Linked DNA regions of Homo sapiens: region 1 is linked to region 2. Evidence: read pairs that join two places in POLR2A ChIA-PET (ENCODE). Cell type or tissue: PC-9. All regions are shown on one strand. Each heading gives the region's core, and the rest is flanking DNA. Links, peaks and the distances in the headings are about the cores only. Region 1 overlaps AUH (AU RNA binding methylglutaconyl-CoA hydratase). Region 2 has its middle 38 kb from the start of LINC02937.

What was found. ChIA-PET counts read pairs that join two places held together with the same protein. Peaks named below come from ENCODE experiments on the same cell type or tissue, not always from the same donor. Only the 100,000 strongest peaks of a DNase experiment are listed, where the experiment ranks them.
Region 1: POLR2A ChIA-PET joins it to region 2 with 5 read pairs; 2 of 35 experiments call an interaction of 5 or more read pairs at or near these places.

Annotation. Positions count from the first base shown.
Region 1 is chr9:91,272,731-91,277,130 of GRCh38, forward strand. All of the region lies in intron 6 of AUH (AU RNA binding methylglutaconyl-CoA hydratase), which reads right to left. Among named protein-coding and RNA genes, the nearest start is that of AUH, 87 kb to the right of the region's middle. In PC-9, for the core only: no CTCF peak of the experiment used is centred there; no DNase peak of the experiment used is centred there; H3K27ac peaks cover 1,160 bases.
Region 2 is chr9:91,199,190-91,203,589 of GRCh38, forward strand. No RefSeq gene overlaps it. Among named protein-coding and RNA genes, the nearest start is that of LINC02937, 38 kb to the left of the region's middle. In PC-9, for the core only: no CTCF peak of the experiment used is centred there; no DNase peak of the experiment used is centred there; H3K27ac peaks cover 765 bases.

The DNA.
Region 1 (4,400 bases), core at 265-4,264, 74 kb after region 2:
TCTGTTTACTACTGTATTTCCAGCCATTACTAACAAGTATCTGGTGCATAAGCAGTACTCAATAAAATAATTATAGCTGAATATATTTCACAAACTTACAAACCAAAAAAAACTTCACTGTAAAATCAAGTAAGACCTAGTAGGCATAGAACATACTCTAAAGAAATAGGAGAGCAAAATACTGACTACATAACATTTGTACTTTAGCATCAATATACATCACTGACTGGGATTTAGGAGAACAGAACAATACACAGCTGTATCAGTCAAGTTTCTTGGCAGCTAGCAATGGATACCAACTTTAGCTGAAGAAGAATTTGCTGAAAGGTTTTTGGGTGGCCCCCGAAACTACCAGGAATGCTGAAGAATTATGTTCAAAAAGGGCAAAAACCAGTAAGACACCATGAAGCAGGACTGAAGCCCCAAGCCACACCCGAGAGGCCCACTTCTGATAAGGACCCTGCTGCCCTGGGCAGAGACAAAGCTGCTGAAACTCAGCAGGGACCCAGAGATTTGGAAAGGGGGATTAAGATGCCGGCAAGGTTAAAAACACACACATGCACACAAAAAGGTTCACTATAGTCATGGTGTACAACACCCTTCACTTGAGTACTTAGTATAAACATCAAAGAGAAAACTCTTCCAGGTATTCCTTGTAACACAGTTATCTCCTAATAGCTGCTATAGGAGCTATTGGTGATGACAGGATTCCACTATAACTGACTAGTATGAAAGTGTTAAGGTTCAGTGGCTATTAATTAGCACTGTAAGTGAAAATAGTTGAAAAACTATGATAAATTTCACATATTTGAACAGCAATTTAGATTTCTGCAATATCAACTGGCATTGAAAATGTTACATTTATTTAAGGTCGCTCAAAATAAAGGTACCAAATTGAAGTATTTAAAACCCTCTGTCTTTATAACAGATGTTTTTAAGGCATCAAAAATAACATGCATATGTGTACATTCATGAGGCAAATCAGTAAAAAATAATTACACAGTGGCCCCCAAACCAGGCATTGGCAGGGGGATACCTCCAGTTCCAGAGCAATCACTGACAAACAAATTCAGTGGTTTGCATCTTAAAAGGATCTGAGCTCTTTGACGAACAATTTTTGCCACTTTAATTCTGCACAGCCATAAAACACAAATAATTCCAGAATCTTAATATACTTTCTTTTCTCTCTTCTCAGAGGTGGAAAAGGGCTGACCAGGTATATTTGAATTTAAGAAAGACAATCTGTTCTTTTGAGTCTAAGGATTAAAAATAACGGGCACACAAGAGAAGGTCTCTCTCAAGGTGTTATGTAGGGCAGGGAAACAGGTACTGAAACTGTGCCTATTGAAAAGCAAACTACAGCAACAAAAGAAATGGAAACAGAATACAAACGTGCAAAGCATACTGATTATTAGCAGAAACAAATCCAAAAAAAATATATAAGCCTATTTTCTGGGTATGCCTCCTAAAAATCCTAGAAAATACAAAATATAGAGAAAATCATTTTATTTCATTTAACAAATATTTACTAAGCACCTATCATGTAATGAGCAATGGGCTAGATACTGTTAATACAGTAGTCAATCAAATGAAACAGTTCCTTCCCTACTGGCACTCAGAGTGTTATGATGACACATCAATGACCTCATCAGCACTAGCAAAGAGGTGAAACTGCAAACTGGAAGATGACAGGATGTTATAAGGTTCTTATTTCAATACCTAAGGATGTGTTCTTAATATACTTGAATTAAAAACTCAAATCCTTTAGGATTTTACAATACAGTACTTATTTTCTGTTGAATTACTAGTAGTAGTTGTAAGCCTTATGAATAATTAGCAAAAAATGTATAACTGCAAAGTCAAGTGTATAAAAATTGAGAAAGTAAATATCAGATTGGCAACTCAATTTATATTTCTAAATAACAGAGGACTTAATCCACATTAAATAAATCTTTATGTAGGTTAACAACAACAAGATGAAAGTGAACTTCAGATAAGGAAGATAAACATCTACTAAACAGTCAAATATATAAAATTAAAGCATAGAAAAGGCCCCAGATCCATAAACCTGGCTAACCAAGCTTCACCTAAGGTTCCTGTTCAATTTTGCTAAAGAAGGCTATATGACCAATCCTAGGAGAATTAAACTTCCTTAGTAGTTCAAAATGATGCTATATCTGAAACTTGCTCTCTAAGGGAAATTAAACTGAACTAGTTGCTCCTAACCACACAGAAGAGAGTAACAATTAGGCAAGGAAGGGGCTGGGATAGCAAAAGAGAAAAAAGGACATCCATTAACACTAAAACACATTAAGTTACAGTAACAATGATGACTAGTACAACACACACTGGGTGGTGATCTACCAGAACCCTTTCAAAGCCTTCTACATGTATTCATTCCTGTCATCCTCCCAATGCCACTATAAAATATGCATGACCACTCTTGCACTTAAGGATTAGGACAGAAACACAGAGAGGCAAGTCACTTTCCCAAAAGGCCACAGAGCAAAGTTTCAGATCCAGGCAGCCCTGCTCCAGGGCTCCAAATCACCACGGAGCAACAGGTGAGGTTAGTGGTTTTGTAACAGCCCATATTTTCTCAATCTCTTTTTGAAACACTGATGTGATACATGACTGATTTCAAAGTAGCTCATTTTAAATATTAGGCATTCTTGGACCTGTGAAAAATTAATCTTAGAGGAGCTCTATGGTGATTTCTCATTTTTCAAACACTTGCTTCTGGCTGGGAATAGAACGGGAACTTCCCTAGGCATGTTTAAAGTTGGCCATAAAAAAAGGTAATGCAAAAGTACAGTTAGATAATTAAATAAGTGTTCTCAACCACTTGACAGAGTGAATCTTAACACGGCATCAGGTAAAAGTTTGCTCCTTTGTTTTCATAAAATGTCAACCACTTCAACAGGCCAAATCTCCAAGCCGAACAGAAATCCCATAACTTATCACCCAAAAGGATGACTATGGCCATTTCCAGAGGCTTTCTCTGCCACTGAAATGCTAGTGATCAAGTGTAATTATTAACAGGTCAAGGAATAAATTGATTCCAGGGCAGTGGAAATTATGTTGATGAAATGAAAAGTGGTCTTGCTGACAATGCATTATCATTTCTAGACAGCACATCTGAACATCAAATCTCACATCATGGAGATGTGCCAAATGCCAGTGACCTAGTTTCATTAGGGTGGGAAAGATAGAGCAATCTATCCTTTGAGACTAGTACCAAAATAGCTTTCTAAAATACAGCTTCATGCATTAAAGGTTTTAAGTGATTGTCCATGGAAGGACAAAAGTAATAACCAGAGCCAATATCAAATACAAATTTCCTTTACGTACCCCATAAGCTAATGGGGTACATAATATTATCTGCATTTCAAAATTTGAAAAAAAAATTAGGAACAGGTCGAGCGCGGTGGCTCATGCCTATAATCTCAGCATTTTGGAAGGCCAAGGCAGGCGGATCACTTGAGACCAGGAGTTTGAAACCAGCCTGGCCAACATGGTGAAACCCTATCTCTACTAAAATTGCAAAAACATTAGCCGGGTGTGGTGGCGGACGCCTGTAATCCCAGCTACTTGAGAAAGCGAAGCACAAGAATCCACTGAACCCCAGAGGCAGAGGTTGCAGTGAGCTGAGACTGCAGATGACAGAGTAAGACCCTGTCTCCCAAAAAAAAAAAAAAAAGAGTATTGCATATACAAAATTGTTATTAATGTGAATTCTCAAAAATATGGCCTATGTCTATCTACAGAGTAATGTGACTTTAATAAAATTATTTTGGACTCTTTTTCCAAACAATAACAAACGAGAACAAAACACTGTAACAGGTCATTATTTTTTCGAAACTCAACAAAGGTTACTGACTCACTTTGCAGCGCCACATCTAAAGAAAAATGCAAGTAATGAAACACTAAACTTTTTTTAAAAAAGGATCTTTATGTGATATGCACAGAAAAACATAAACACTGAACTTACAACATAGCACCATGGAAACAAAACCTGTCACCTTATACACTGGCAAGACTCAAGAACAATAGCTTATAGAACATAGAGGACAAGAAACAAGTCTGGAAGACAATGGGTTTATAAAATATGTTTGCCATGTGGTTTTCTTCCCCAAGTAAAGAATGTGAAAATGGGATAAAATCACCTCTTAAAAGAAATGTATTATACAACACCTGTAATGCCAGCACTTTGGGAAGCTGAGGTGGGAAAATCGTTTGAGCCCAGGAGCTCAAGACCAGCCTGGGCAATATAGCAAGACACTCATCTCCACAAAAATTTTTTTAAAAAACCAGCCAGGTGTGGTAGGGCATACCTGTAATCCCAGCTACTTGGAATGCCGAGATGGGAAGATCAGTTGAGCCCAGGAGTTCCAGGTTAC
Region 2 (4,400 bases), core at 233-4,232:
TCCGCCTCCTGGGTTCAAGCAATTCTCCTGTCTCAGCCTCCTGAGTAGCTGTGATTACAGGCGCCCACCACTACACCCAGCTAATTTCTGGTATTTTTAGTAGAAATGGGGTTTCACCATGTTGGCCAGGCTGGTCTCAAACTCCTGACCTCAGGTGATCCGCCTGCCTCGGCATCCCAAAGTACTGGGATTATAGGCCTAAGCCACCACACCGAGCCACTTTGTGGAATTTTAACTTGCCCTATTCCACTCCCTCTTCCCAGAGCCACACACACCTTGAAAACTAATAGTCTCACACTTACGGCAGCCATGAAAACCAGCAGCCACCATAGGAGAATGAATGTCTTTGTGGCATCCCCAAAGCCCTATTCCCAGAAACTTGTCATTATCTGATATGTCCAGCAGTTCTCTGGTGTTTTAATAATGGGGAAAACCCCCATTCACACGGCTTGTCTTTATTTGACCTAACTTAGGACCTCATTCATTGTAGAGAGCTTTTTCCTGCAGGGTGTTTAAGGAAAAAAATCAGTGATGATTGTTTAGCATCAAAGCTGCCTGAGTTGGGGCAAATAAGAAGCTGACCAAAAAACATAAAAACAGAAACTGGGGAATGAGATGTCCATAGAGGGCTATGAAAAGCTCTGACATATTCCTAGAAATCTAGAAGGCCATGTGCATGTGAGGGCTGTATGCAAGCTCAGGGAAGACTTGAGAAGGCCCTAGCTCTCACCTCTGGCTGACCTTAAGGCTCTGCACAAGGAGGAAGTGAAGGCTAAGGCCGAGTTGCCAATTGCCTGTCAGTGTATTGAAGGCATGCCCCAACATAGAGAGCCCTTCAGCAAGAGCTGGAGATTTACTGGTTCAAGGCATTTAAGGAAATCTGAGTCCAGTCAAGAGCTGAACACTAAAATAACCAAGCAGAGACTTCAGGAACCACACACAACAAAACACACAGAATTAGTTCAGGAAAGTCCATACACAAATAGCAACAATAACAAACAACTGTGAACCTAGGATGGGACAGAGGATCATCTGATTTCTAGAGTTGCCATGTTATATTATTTAAAATGTTCATTACTCAATAAAACATTGTAAGAAATCTAAAGAAATAAAGTATGACTCATACAAGGAACTGAAACATTCAATGGAAACTGTTCCTGAGAAAGCTCAGATGTTAAATGTATTAGAAAATATTTTAAATCAGCTATTTTAAATATATTCAAAGAACTAATGAAAAGTATGAGAATGATGCCTCACCAACTTGGAATATCAATAAAGACAAAACATTTTAAAGAGGACCAAAGAATAATTCTAAAATTGAAATGACAATAACTGTAATGCAAAACCCACTAGATGGTCTCAAAAGCAGATTTGAGATGGCAGAGGAAAGAAGGAGTAAACCCAAAGGCTTATCAATAGAAATTACTAAATCTGAAGAGTAGAGAGAAATAAGATTAAAGGAAAATAATCAAAGGTCTTGTTCAAAGGTCAAGAGACCTATGGGATGCCATCAAGTATACCAACATATGCATAATGGGAGTTCCAGAGAGAAAGGAAAGAGAGAAAGGGGTAGAAAAAGTATTTGAGAAGATAATGGCCAAAAGGTTCCCAAATGTGACAAAGACATGAGTCTACACAACCAAGAGCCCAACAAAACAGAGTCAACTCAAAGAGATCCGCACTGAGACATATTATGCTCAAATTGTCAAAAGACAAAGACAAAAAGAGAATCTTGAAAGCATCAAGAGAGGTGACCCATCATGCACAAGAGATTCACAATAAAATTAAGATAGCTTTTCATCAGAAACCATGCAGGCCAAAAGGCAGTGGGATGACATATTGAAAGTGCTGAAGGAAAAAGGCTTCAATCAAGAACCCTATGACTAACAAAATCATCCTTCAAAAATGAAAGAAAAATTGAGACATTCCAAGATAAATAAAAATTGAGAATTTGTCCCTAGCGGACCTGCCCAACAGGAAATACTAAAGGGAGTGCTTCAGATTGAAATGAAAAGATACTAGAAAGTTACTCAAATCCACAGTTTTTAAAAAAAAGAGTGTTGGTAAAGGTAACTATGTATATAAGAGACAGTGTAAGTATATTTTTCATTTGTAACTTTCATTTCATTTGTAACTTCTTTTTCTCCAATTAAAAGACAACTTCATAAAGCAATAATTATAAACTGTTCTGATGAACTTACAGTGCATAAAGATTTAATGTGTATGACAATAAAAGCACAGAGGATGGGGGAAGATACAATGCTACATAGGAGCAAAGAATTTGTATACTGTTGAAATTAAGTTGGTATTACTCCATAAGATTGTGTAAGTCAAGATGGTAATTGTAATTTCCAGAAAAGCTATTAACAAGTCAAAAACATATAGCAAAAGAAATGACAAAGGAATTAAAATGGTAGTTGAGTACACAGGAAAATATCCATTAAGCACAAAGAAGGTAGTAATGGAGAAAGAAACAAAAAGGCATGGCATGTAGAAAACAAATAGCAAAATGCCAGATATAAACCCTACCTCATCAATAATTATATTAAATGTAAATGGTTAAACACTATAATTAAAAGGCAGAATGAGCCTTTACATTTAAAAACATGACTTGACATTATGCTGTCTACAGGAGATCACTTTAGATTCCAAGACTCAAATAGGCTGAAAGTAAAAACGGGGTAAAATATACTATGCAAAAAGTGACCAAAAGAGAGCTGAAGTGTCTATACTAATATTAGACAAAATAGACTTAAGGATAAAATGGTTAAAATGGATAAAATGGTTACTAGAGAAAAAGCATATTTTATCATGATAAAAGGGTTAATCCATCAAGAAGACATAATTATAATCATATATGCATCTAACAGCAAAGCCCCAAAATACATGAAGTAAATACTAATAGAATTACAGGAATAATAATAAACTATTATGGTTGAATAATAAACAAGTCAACAATAATATGCCTACTTCAGTATCTCACTTTAAAAAATGGATAGAACAACTAGACAAAAGATCAACAAGGAATAAAAGAATGAAACAACAAAACCAAGAAGACCTAACAGACATCTATTGAACACTCCAACAATAGCAGAATATGCATTCTTCCCAAGTGCACATGGAACCTTCTCCAGGATAGACCATATGGTATGCCATAAAACAAGTCTCAATAAAATGAAAAAGACTGAAGTTTATACAAAGTATGTTTGCCAACTATAATGGAATGAAATTTGAAATCAGTAAAAAAAGGAAATTTGGAAATTCACCAGTATGTGGATTAAAGAACACAATCCTAAAAAAAGGGGAGTCAAAGAAAAAATATCACAAGAGAAATTTAAAAATACTTTGAGATGAATGAAAACAAAACCACGTGTCAGAAGTTCAGTAAATCACTAGTTAGACTTAAAGGACTCAGTCATACTCATAGCTATTATTTATTATAGCAAAAGGATACAAAGTAAAAACAGCAAAGGGAAAAAATGCAGGGTAGAGATGGGGGAGACCAGTTGCAAGCTTCCACGGGTCCTCTCCTAGTGGAGTCCCTAGGATGTATTTAATTCCCCAGCAACAAATTATTAATGTAACAACACATGAAATGTTGTGAAATGTTGCCAACATCTCATTAGAGACTGAAAGCCCAGAGTTTTTGCTGGGGGCTAGCCATGTAGGCATATTCCACCTGGCAAATACCCAAATTCCATCTTCCTAAAAAGAAAGCATGTGTTTAGTATAAACCATATGGTTTGTACAGTTTAGATATAACTCTTATAAGGTCTGGGAATGCTGATAAGCTCCCAAAAGCCAGCCAAGGACCAGCCCTGCAATCAATCCTTCCCAGTGATAGCCATTCAGGTCTGCTATGTTAACTCTTTTCTACAAACAACATACCAAAACTTACAGGATGCTGCTAAAGCAGTGCTTAGAGGGAAATGCATAGCTGCAAATGTCTATATTAAAAGGAATAAAGATCTCAAATCAATAACTTAATGTCCTATGTTAAGAAATTAGAAAAATAAAAGCAAACTAAACCTAAAGCAAGCAGAAGGAAGGATATAATAAAGTTTAGAATGGAAATAAATGAATTATGGAATAAGAAAAACCATCAAGAAAAATCAATGACATGAAAAGTTGGTTTTTTGAAAAGATCAGTAAAACTGATAAACCTAGCTAGACTGACCAAGAAACAAAGATAGAAATATTAAAACCAGGAATGAAAAGTTGGGAGTGGGAGTGGGGGGGATTATTATTGACTTTATAGAAATAAAAAAGAATTATAACGGAATACTACAAACAAGTATATGTGAACAAATTAGATAACCTAGATCAAATAGAAAAATTCTTAAAAAGGTACAAACTAGTGAAAGTTCTTCAAAAAGAAATAAAAAATAAGTAGAAAGCTG